Regions from separate parts of the Homo sapiens genome. Here region 1 is linked to region 2. A link is a contact called in ENCODE Hi-C or POLR2A ChIA-PET data. All regions are on one chromosome and are shown on one strand. The core of a region is the stretch at or near the end of the contact, and the rest is flanking DNA. Distances in the headings are between cores, read along the strand shown.

What was found. A loop is a pair of places that touch in the nucleus more often than their neighbours do. ChIA-PET counts read pairs that join two places held with the same protein, here RNA polymerase II (POLR2A). Pooled maps may share reads with other maps.
Region 1: a pooled map shows a loop between it and region 2 (7-fold over the local background). The contact joins the promoter of ULK2 here to the enhancer-like site in region 2. A Hi-C loop is called at or near these places in 1 of 168 maps with a recorded cell type or tissue (naive thymus-derived CD4-positive, alpha-beta T cell), 3 of 37 single-sample maps with no recorded cell type and 11 of 50 pooled maps. POLR2A ChIA-PET finds 5 or more read pairs at or near these places in 4 of 52 experiments (HEK293, OCI-LY7, activated CD4-positive, alpha-beta T cell and 1 more).

What each region holds. Positions count from the first base shown.
Region 1 is chr17:19,866,540-19,870,639 of GRCh38, reverse strand. ULK2 (unc-51 like autophagy activating kinase 2) reads left to right here and starts at 2,704. Exons shown (of 27, transcript NM_014683.4): 1 at 2,704-3,312. The coding sequence starts at 3,223. RefSeq lists silencers at 2,651-3,240, 3,321-3,500 and an enhancer at 3,079-3,587.
Region 2 is chr17:19,512,415-19,516,283 of GRCh38, reverse strand. No RefSeq gene overlaps it. Among named protein-coding and RNA genes, the nearest start is that of TRW-CCA2-1, 6.2 kb to the right of the region's middle. Within about 2 kb of position 2,228, at least 13 of the 41 ENCODE cell types and tissues checked have a DNase peak (open chromatin) inside an H3K27ac peak, as active enhancers do.

The DNA.
Region 1 (4,100 bases), core at 1,455-3,954, 350 kb before region 2:
CAAGATCAGCCTGGCCAACATGGTGAAACCCCGCCTCTACTAAAAAAGCAAAAAAAATTTTAGCTAGGTGCAGTGGCACGCAACTGTAATCCCAGCTACTTGGGAGGCTGAGGCAGGAGAATCGCTTGAACCTGGAAGGCGGAGGTTGCGGTGAGCCGAGATCGTAACACTGTACTCCACCCTGGGCGACAGAGCAAGACTTCGTCTCAAAAAAAAAAAAAATTTGGTTTGGAGACTGGGGCTGCCATTGCCACCATGTAGGAGATCTCAGGCAAGAGAACAAAGCAGGGGCACAGACGGAAGGCAGTTCTCTTTGAGATCCTGGTTCTGCGGGTAGTTTGCTTTTGAAGCCCAACTTTGAACTCTGAGAAGCACACCTGTATCTTTATCTACATTCTTTATTTTTCACTTTATCACATTTGACGTTTGCTATTTGCTACCAACATAGTCCTAACTAAACATTTTTTAGCAAAGCACCCCCTGCCTCCTGCCCCCACTTCTTTTCTGACTCTTGAGGTCAGAAATCCTGCACATTTTGCTTTTCAAATGGATATGTCCATGGGGCCCATGTTTGGCCTGTGAATACAGGACACGCATGTCCAAACGAAGGGCCTATTGGAGGTTTCTGAAAAATACCTTCATGTGGCCGGGCGCAGTGGCTCACGCCTGTAATCCCAGCACTTTGGTAGGCCGAGGTGGGCGGATCACGAGGTCAGGAGATGGAGACTGTCCTGGCTAACACGGTGAAACCCCGTCTCTACTAAAAACATACAAAAAATTAACCGGGCGTGGTGGCGGGTGCCTGTAGTCCCAGTTACTCCGGAGGCTGAGGCAGGAGAATGGCGTGAACCCGGGAGGCAGAGCTTGCAGTGAGCTGAGATCGTGCCACTGCACTCCAGTCTGGGCGACAGAGCAAGACTCCGTCTCAAAACAAACAAACAAACAAACAAAAAACCTTCATGTGGCTAGGTGAGGTGGCTCACACCTATAATCCCAGCACTTTGGGAGGCCGAAGTGGGCGGATCGCTTGAAGTTGGGAGTTTTGAGACCAGCCTAGCCAACATGGTGAAACCCCACCTCTACTAAAAAAAAAAAAATTAGCCGGGCATGGTGGTGCAGGTCTGCAATCCCAGATACTTGGGAGGCTGAGGCAGGAGAATCACTTGAACCCAGGAGGCGGAGGCTGCAGTGGGCCGAGATCATGCCATTGCACTCCAGCCTGGGCAACAGAGCAAGACTCTGTCTCAAAACAAAAAACAGGCCGGGCGTGGTGGCTCACGCCTGTAATCCCAGCACTTTGAGAGGCCGAGACAGGCTGATCCCTTGAAGTTGGGAGTTTGAGACCAGCCTGGCCAACATGGTGAAACCCCATCTCTACTAAGATACAAAAATTAGCTGGGCGTGGTGGTGCGTGCCTGTAATTCTAGCTGCTTGGGAGGCTCAGGCAGCAGAATCACTTGCACTTGGGAGGCAGAGGTTGCAGTGAACCAAGATTGTGCTACCGCACTCCAGCCTGGGTGACAGAGTAAGATTCTGTCTCAAAAAAAAAAAAAAAAAAAAAAGTAAACAAAAAAATAGACTGTAGAGAATCTTTCAGTGAGGTAAGGAATCATCTCCATCCATTTTTGGGTGTATGTGCAAACTTGCTTAAGTTGCTGTCAACTTTTGAAGGCTCCAGATTTTCAGTGTCTAACACAACCACCTGGGCCAGATGTAAGTAAGGACAGGATAACGTAAGCGTGCACAGTAGCAGAAGCAGAAACTCAAGGCCCTACGTTTTGAGCGTGTGAGGAAGGAGCGTTCTCTCAGAATCCTGGAGCTGACTCTGTCATGGTTCAGAGATCAGCTTGCAGGGACAGGCAGTGGCAGTCGAGGTGGTGACAGACCCCAAAAGCACATACCCTATACAACCGAACACACACTCAAGTGTGGAGCCTGCGTATTCCATGGTAGTTTCAAGCATATTGTTTATTAAATGGTTTCATAAGACACTTCTTTGCGGGAAACCTGACAATCTGTTCCTTGTCACTTGGACAGCTTTAACAATCAGGTAGAAAAGAAAGCTCCCTTCGGCCATGTGAAGTAAGCCCGAGGTCAAACTAGCCTGACACTAGGAGCTCCCAGGAGAACCTTGAAAACGTGTGCGATTCTGAGTCGGTGTGCAGAAACGATTCTCTGCGAAGAGGGCCCTGAGCTGTCACCAGCTTCTCGCAGTCAAGGGACCCCCAAAAGGTGCAGAATCCCGCCTGTCACCGTCCCTCTAGGGATCCTAAGCGAGTAAACCCCGAGAGGCGTCCGAAGGCTGGCAGTTTGGCAGCGTGAACTCTGGTTTTCCAGAGCGCGGGCAAAGCCTGGAGTAGCAGTTGCTCCTTTGCTCTGGCAGGAATCTGGGGGTCTACCCTGCGCAGATAATCCCGTCCTGCCTGCAGCTGGGGTTCAAGACCCGCTTCTCTGAAGTCCGCCTCCCAGCGGCCTGGAGCCCGGGGCGTGGTCGGCTCGAATCTGCTCCCCAGGCCCAGAACGGAGCCCGCAGCCCGTAACCCGCTGTGGCCGCAGCGGGTCGCGCCCTTCGTCCCCGCCTCAGGAGCGGCCGAGGATCTGCCCAGCTGCGGGCGCCAAGCCCTGGCCGCACTCCTTTCCCCGGCGGAGGGAGCCGGCTGGCGCTGCGGCCTTCAAGGCGCGCGGACGTCGCGGAGGGCAGCCAGTCGCGCGGGAGCGGGTAGCGCGCGCGAGGGCGTTGGGCGCCGCCGCGAGGCGGGGAAGCGCGGGGCCGCGGCGGTGCGGGTTCTAGGGCGGCGGCCGTCGCCGTCGCAGCAGCGCCCCGAGCGGGGAGGGCCGAGGAGGCCCGACGAGCTGGGGATGGAGAGTACCGGGCCCCTCACTGCCTCAGAGCGCGTGTGCGGCTCTGGGCGCGCACAGTGACGGTGACGGCACCCCTGGCCCGGCAGCGCCGAGGCCGCTTCGCCAGACAGCCAGCGGCCGGCGGCAGGCCGGGCCATGAGCGGCAGGGGCCGGGCCGGGCCTCGCTGACCCTGGCTCCGCGCGGCAGCTTCCCCAGTTTCCGCTCCGGTCTCTCGGCATGAGAGTCCGCCCGGGCCCGGGGCTGCGGCTGCCCCAGACCCGCCGCACGCTGGCGCGCTCCGGGCCCGCGGAGCCGCGGTGCTGATACCTGCGCCGCACTGCGCCGCCCGCCCGTCCGCTGTGTGCCCCGGGGGCGCGGCCATGGAGGTGGTGGGTGACTTCGAGTACAGCAAGAGGGATCTCGTGGGACACGGGGCCTTCGCCGTGGTCTTCCGGGGGCGGCACCGCCAGGTGAGCGCCGGCCGGGGCGAGGCCGGGCCCCGGGCGGCAGGCACGGGGCTAGGTGGTTCTGAAACTTGGCGCAGCCGCGAGCCGAGACCCCCGACTCGGCTAGCCGCCCGGGTATGCTATTGTGCGCGCAGCCCGTCTCGCCGTTTGTTTTGGTCCTGTGAGGGTTGTTGTGAGGCCCAAGCCTCTGGCAGCGCTCCGCCTACCGACCGGCTGCTGCTGATCCTCCTGTGTGCCCGGGGCCCACCCCGCGGTCCGCCCGCAGGAGCGTTTGCACCCAGGTTACCCTGGACCCAAAATAGACGGTACTGCACCGTGCAGACTCGAGGGTTGGGCGTGAATGGACCTTTGGTTTTTTTCCCCGTGCCCAGGGCTGGTCACTTTTGAGGTTGATAATTACAGACCCAGCGGAAAATGGGCGGATGTCCCATTAGCCTCAGGCTTTCGCAGCCTGGGAGGTGTCACCTTTCCCAGCACTGGTCCCCTGCACCCCGAAGAGCCCCCGTACCGTTTTCCCCCCCGGAGTCAGATAGACGAGCTCCGGGTGAGAAAGGTGGTTGGACAATTCATTTTCAATCACCTTGAACATGAAATCACCTTTAAGCCTTAAAAAAATTGTTTTAAGCCTTTGCTGTTTCGCAAGTACAGTTACACGAGGTTTTAGAATCTAAAGAATTTGGAAAGGCATATCGGGAGTGGAAATAATCTTAAAGGGTGTGGCAGTTCTGATTGTTGCCCAAGGGGCGTGTTAAAAGTGGGCTGACTTTGTTGCTTATCGGATGAAGTAATGC
Region 2 (3,869 bases), core at 979-3,478:
ATGCTGGTAGCCCCAGACAGACAGGAGGCTGAGGCATCAGGATTCCTTGAGCCCAGGAGTTCAAGGTCCCAGTGAGCTCTGACGGCACCACTGCATTCCATCCTCGGTAACAGAGAGATATCCTGTCTCAGAATAATAATAGTTGGGGGTAGCAGTCTTGCCATGTTGGCCAGGCTAGGCTTGAACTCCAGGCCTCAAGCGATCCCTCCACCTTGGCCTTCCTAAGGCATTGGGATTATAGGCGTGAGCCACTGTATCCAGCCCCTAAAAGTGGAGTTTAAAGAGCTATAAATTATTTCAGTGTCTTATTGCAAAGTAAGGCAATTAAATAGACTATAGACATATGTAACACTTAAAATAGAAACACTTTAACCCAAGTTAAAACATTTAAAACAGGCCGGGAGTGGTGGCTCAAGCCCAGCACTTTGAGAGGCCGAGCCAGGCAGATCTCCTGAGGTCAGGAATTTGAGACTAGCCTGGGCAACATGGCAAAACTCCGTCTCTACTAAAAAATACAAAAATTAGCGTGGCGGTGGGCGCCTGTAATCCTAGCTCCTCGGGAGGTTAAGGCAGGAGAGTCGCTTGAACCTGAGAGGCAGAGGTTGCAGTGAGCCAAGATGGTGCCACTGCATTCCAGCCTGGGTGAGAGAGCGCAACTATGTCTCAAAAAAAATTTTTTTTTTTAAACAGAAAAACTACCTACTCACGGGTGTTCTGTTATTCCTTGTCAAAAAGTAACAAAGCTATTTGGGAAAATTGCGTTTTTCTTTTTCTTTTTTAAAATGTCTACTCCTCCCTTTGCACAGATTCTACCTGTGACTCGGTCTCCAGGCTTCCTTTGGGTTGACTTGGCTGAGTGACATCTGGCCCAGCACTCCGGGGCCATGCAAAGACCTTGGGGTGTGCTCCTCCCCCAGCATCTGGAATGTTATTGCTCCGTCTGCTCTGCTGTGGTCCCTCCAGTGGGCCACTGGCTCGGTCAGCTTTCCCAGTCTCTCCATAGCAGGTTTTGACCGCATCTTCAAACTGGAGTAGTCAATACTGTATGTGACAAGGGAATACTGTGTGTGACAAGGAAAGTTTTAAGGCTCATGACTGTAATCCCAGCACTTTGGGAGGCAGAGGCAGGTGGATCACCTGAGGTCAGGAGTTCAAGACCAGCCTGGCCAACATGGTGAAACCCTGTCTCTACAAAAATACAAAAATTATCTGCGCACGATGGCAGGTGCCTGTAATTCCAGCTACTCGAGAGGCTGGGGCAGAAGAATTGCTTGAACCCAGCAGGCAGAGGCTGCAGTGAGCCGAGATCATGCCACCATGCCATTGCACTCCAGCCTGGGCGACAGAGTGAGACTCCATCTCAAAGAAAAAAAAAAAGCAACTACTGTTCCAGATTCCCAAGTTTCTGGTTAAAACTGCCTTCTCCTTTCTCTTCTCAGTGTATTTGTCACTAAAGAAAGACACCTTCTCACCTACATTGTACCTCACATTGCTCCAAGGTGGAAACACTTGTCAGGTGCCAAAGAGGCAGTCTGACAACTTCAAAACCTCATAATACATTATCAAGATGTGTAATATATTTGTGTTGTTTGTAGCAATGCTGTGTTGATATTAATTATAGTTCCCATGATTTGAGGGAGCCAAAAAATATTTTTTAAAATAGTGATAATTCTATCCCAAAGAAAAATTGTTAATACTTAGCCTTTGAAGGTCTCAGGAAATGAGACATTTTAATTTTCAATTTACATTTGTATTTTTGTGGCAAGAGTCATGGTAGAGTGGTAAATAAAAGACTTTCAGCATAAAAGTATATTACAAATTGATGGGGGAAGGAACGGAAATATGAAGAGAAAAAGGAAAGATGAATGATTCTGACTGTTAAGGAAGAACTTGTTCATGTATTTTTAAAAAATGGGTGACAGTATCAAATTGTGTTGTGTATATGTCATTGGATATATTTAAAACAATGATGTAATCGTTTTATTTTTAAATGTTACTATTTGCGATATGCCAGCCCTCGCAACTATTTTTAATTATGGTGAAAATGTTTTATGCCCACTTAGAAAATGTACAAGGGTTACATGGTTTTCCAGAAATTATTTTAGAGAATACCCAAGCACAAAGTTAATTAGTTCTATGTTGGAGGAAAAAGATGTTCGCAGTGACGTCCCTGTGATTCCTGGGCTTGCCGTTTGCGCCCTCTGCCGGTGTTCTGAGATTTTGCTTTTTAGACAGCGAAACTGTCCTTTGCTCTATCCTTTGCTAACTGTGGTCAAAATCTCCCCACCAGGAGGGCCTGACAAGAGCCAGGCGGCCTGTGATGGCCTCAGGAGCCTGTTGTGCATTTGAATGATCCATCGCAGCATGCAGGTCACAGAATCAACGGGTCCCTGTCTTGGAGCTGGGTGACAGTGGAACACACTCTTGGTCTAAGTTCTGAACTTACACAATCTTCTTTTGCTGACTGATCTAGTGATGAGTTTCTTAGCCTTGGAAATATTAATAATTCTAGAAGAGCTACTGTCAAAAAGAGCCATATTCTGGAGAATATTGGAAGAGATTTATTCTGAACCAAATATGAGGATCACAACTTGTGACACAGCCCCATGAGGTCCTGAGAATATGTGCCCAAGGTGGTTGGGTCACAGTGTGATTTTATACATTTTAGGGGGAGAGAACTTGCAGACATCAATCTATATATTTAAGGTGTACATTGGTTCTGTATGGAAAGACAGGATAACTCAAAGAGGGGAGTGAGAGCTGGGAGTGATGGAGGTGGATTGAGGCTTCCAGGTCATAGGTGGATTCCAAGATTTTCTGATTGGCAATTGGTTGAAAGAGTTAAGTTATGATCTAAAAACCTGGCATCAATAGAAAGGAGTGTCTGGAAATGGGGGTTGTGGAGATCAAGTTTCTGTTCATGCAGAGGAAGCCTCCAGGAAGCGGGCTTTAGAGCTCTTATCAGGCCTGAAAAGGTACCAGACTCTTAATCTCTCCTGGACCAGGAAAAAGACCTGGAAAGGGAGGGGGATTCTCTACAGGATACAAATTTCCTCTACAAGAGACAGCTTTGCAGGGCCATTTCAAAATATGTCAAAAAATATATATTCTGGGGCTGGGCATGGTGCCTCACACCTGTAATCCCAGCAGTTTGGGAGGCCTATGCGGGTGGATCACTTGAGGTCAGGAGTTCAAGACCAGCCTGGCCAATATGGTGAAACTCCATCTCTACTAAAGATACAAAAATTAGCCAGGCATGATGGCACGCACCTGTAATCCTAGCTACTCAGGAGGCTGAGGCAGGAGAATTGCTTGAACCCGGGATGCAGAGGTTGCAGTGAGCTGAGATCACACCATTACACTCCAGCCTGGGTGATAAGAGTGAAACTCTGTCTCAAAAAAAAAAAAAAAAAAAAAAAAAAAATATATATATATATATATATATATTCTGGAATAAAATACATTGATTTCTTTCGGGGCCTGCTATCTGTCATGTGATGCTATACTAGAGTCAGATTGGAATTTGGTACCTATAAAGACATTGTTTTGTCAGTCTTAAGATCTTTATCTTATTTTTTTTATTATTATTTATTTTTATTTATTTATTTATTTTGAGACGGAGTTTTGCTCTTGTTGCCCAGGCTGGAGTGCAGTGGCCTGATCTTGGCTCATTGCAACCTCTGCCTCCTAGGTTCAAGCAACTCTCCTGCCTCAGCCTCCCAAGTAGCTGGGATCACAGGTGCCGGCCACCATGCCTGGCTAATTTTTGTATTTTTAGTAGAGACGGGGTTTCACCATGTTGGCCAGGCTGGTTTCAAACTCCTGACCTCAGGTGATCCACCTGCCTTGGCCTCCCAAAGTGCTGGGAT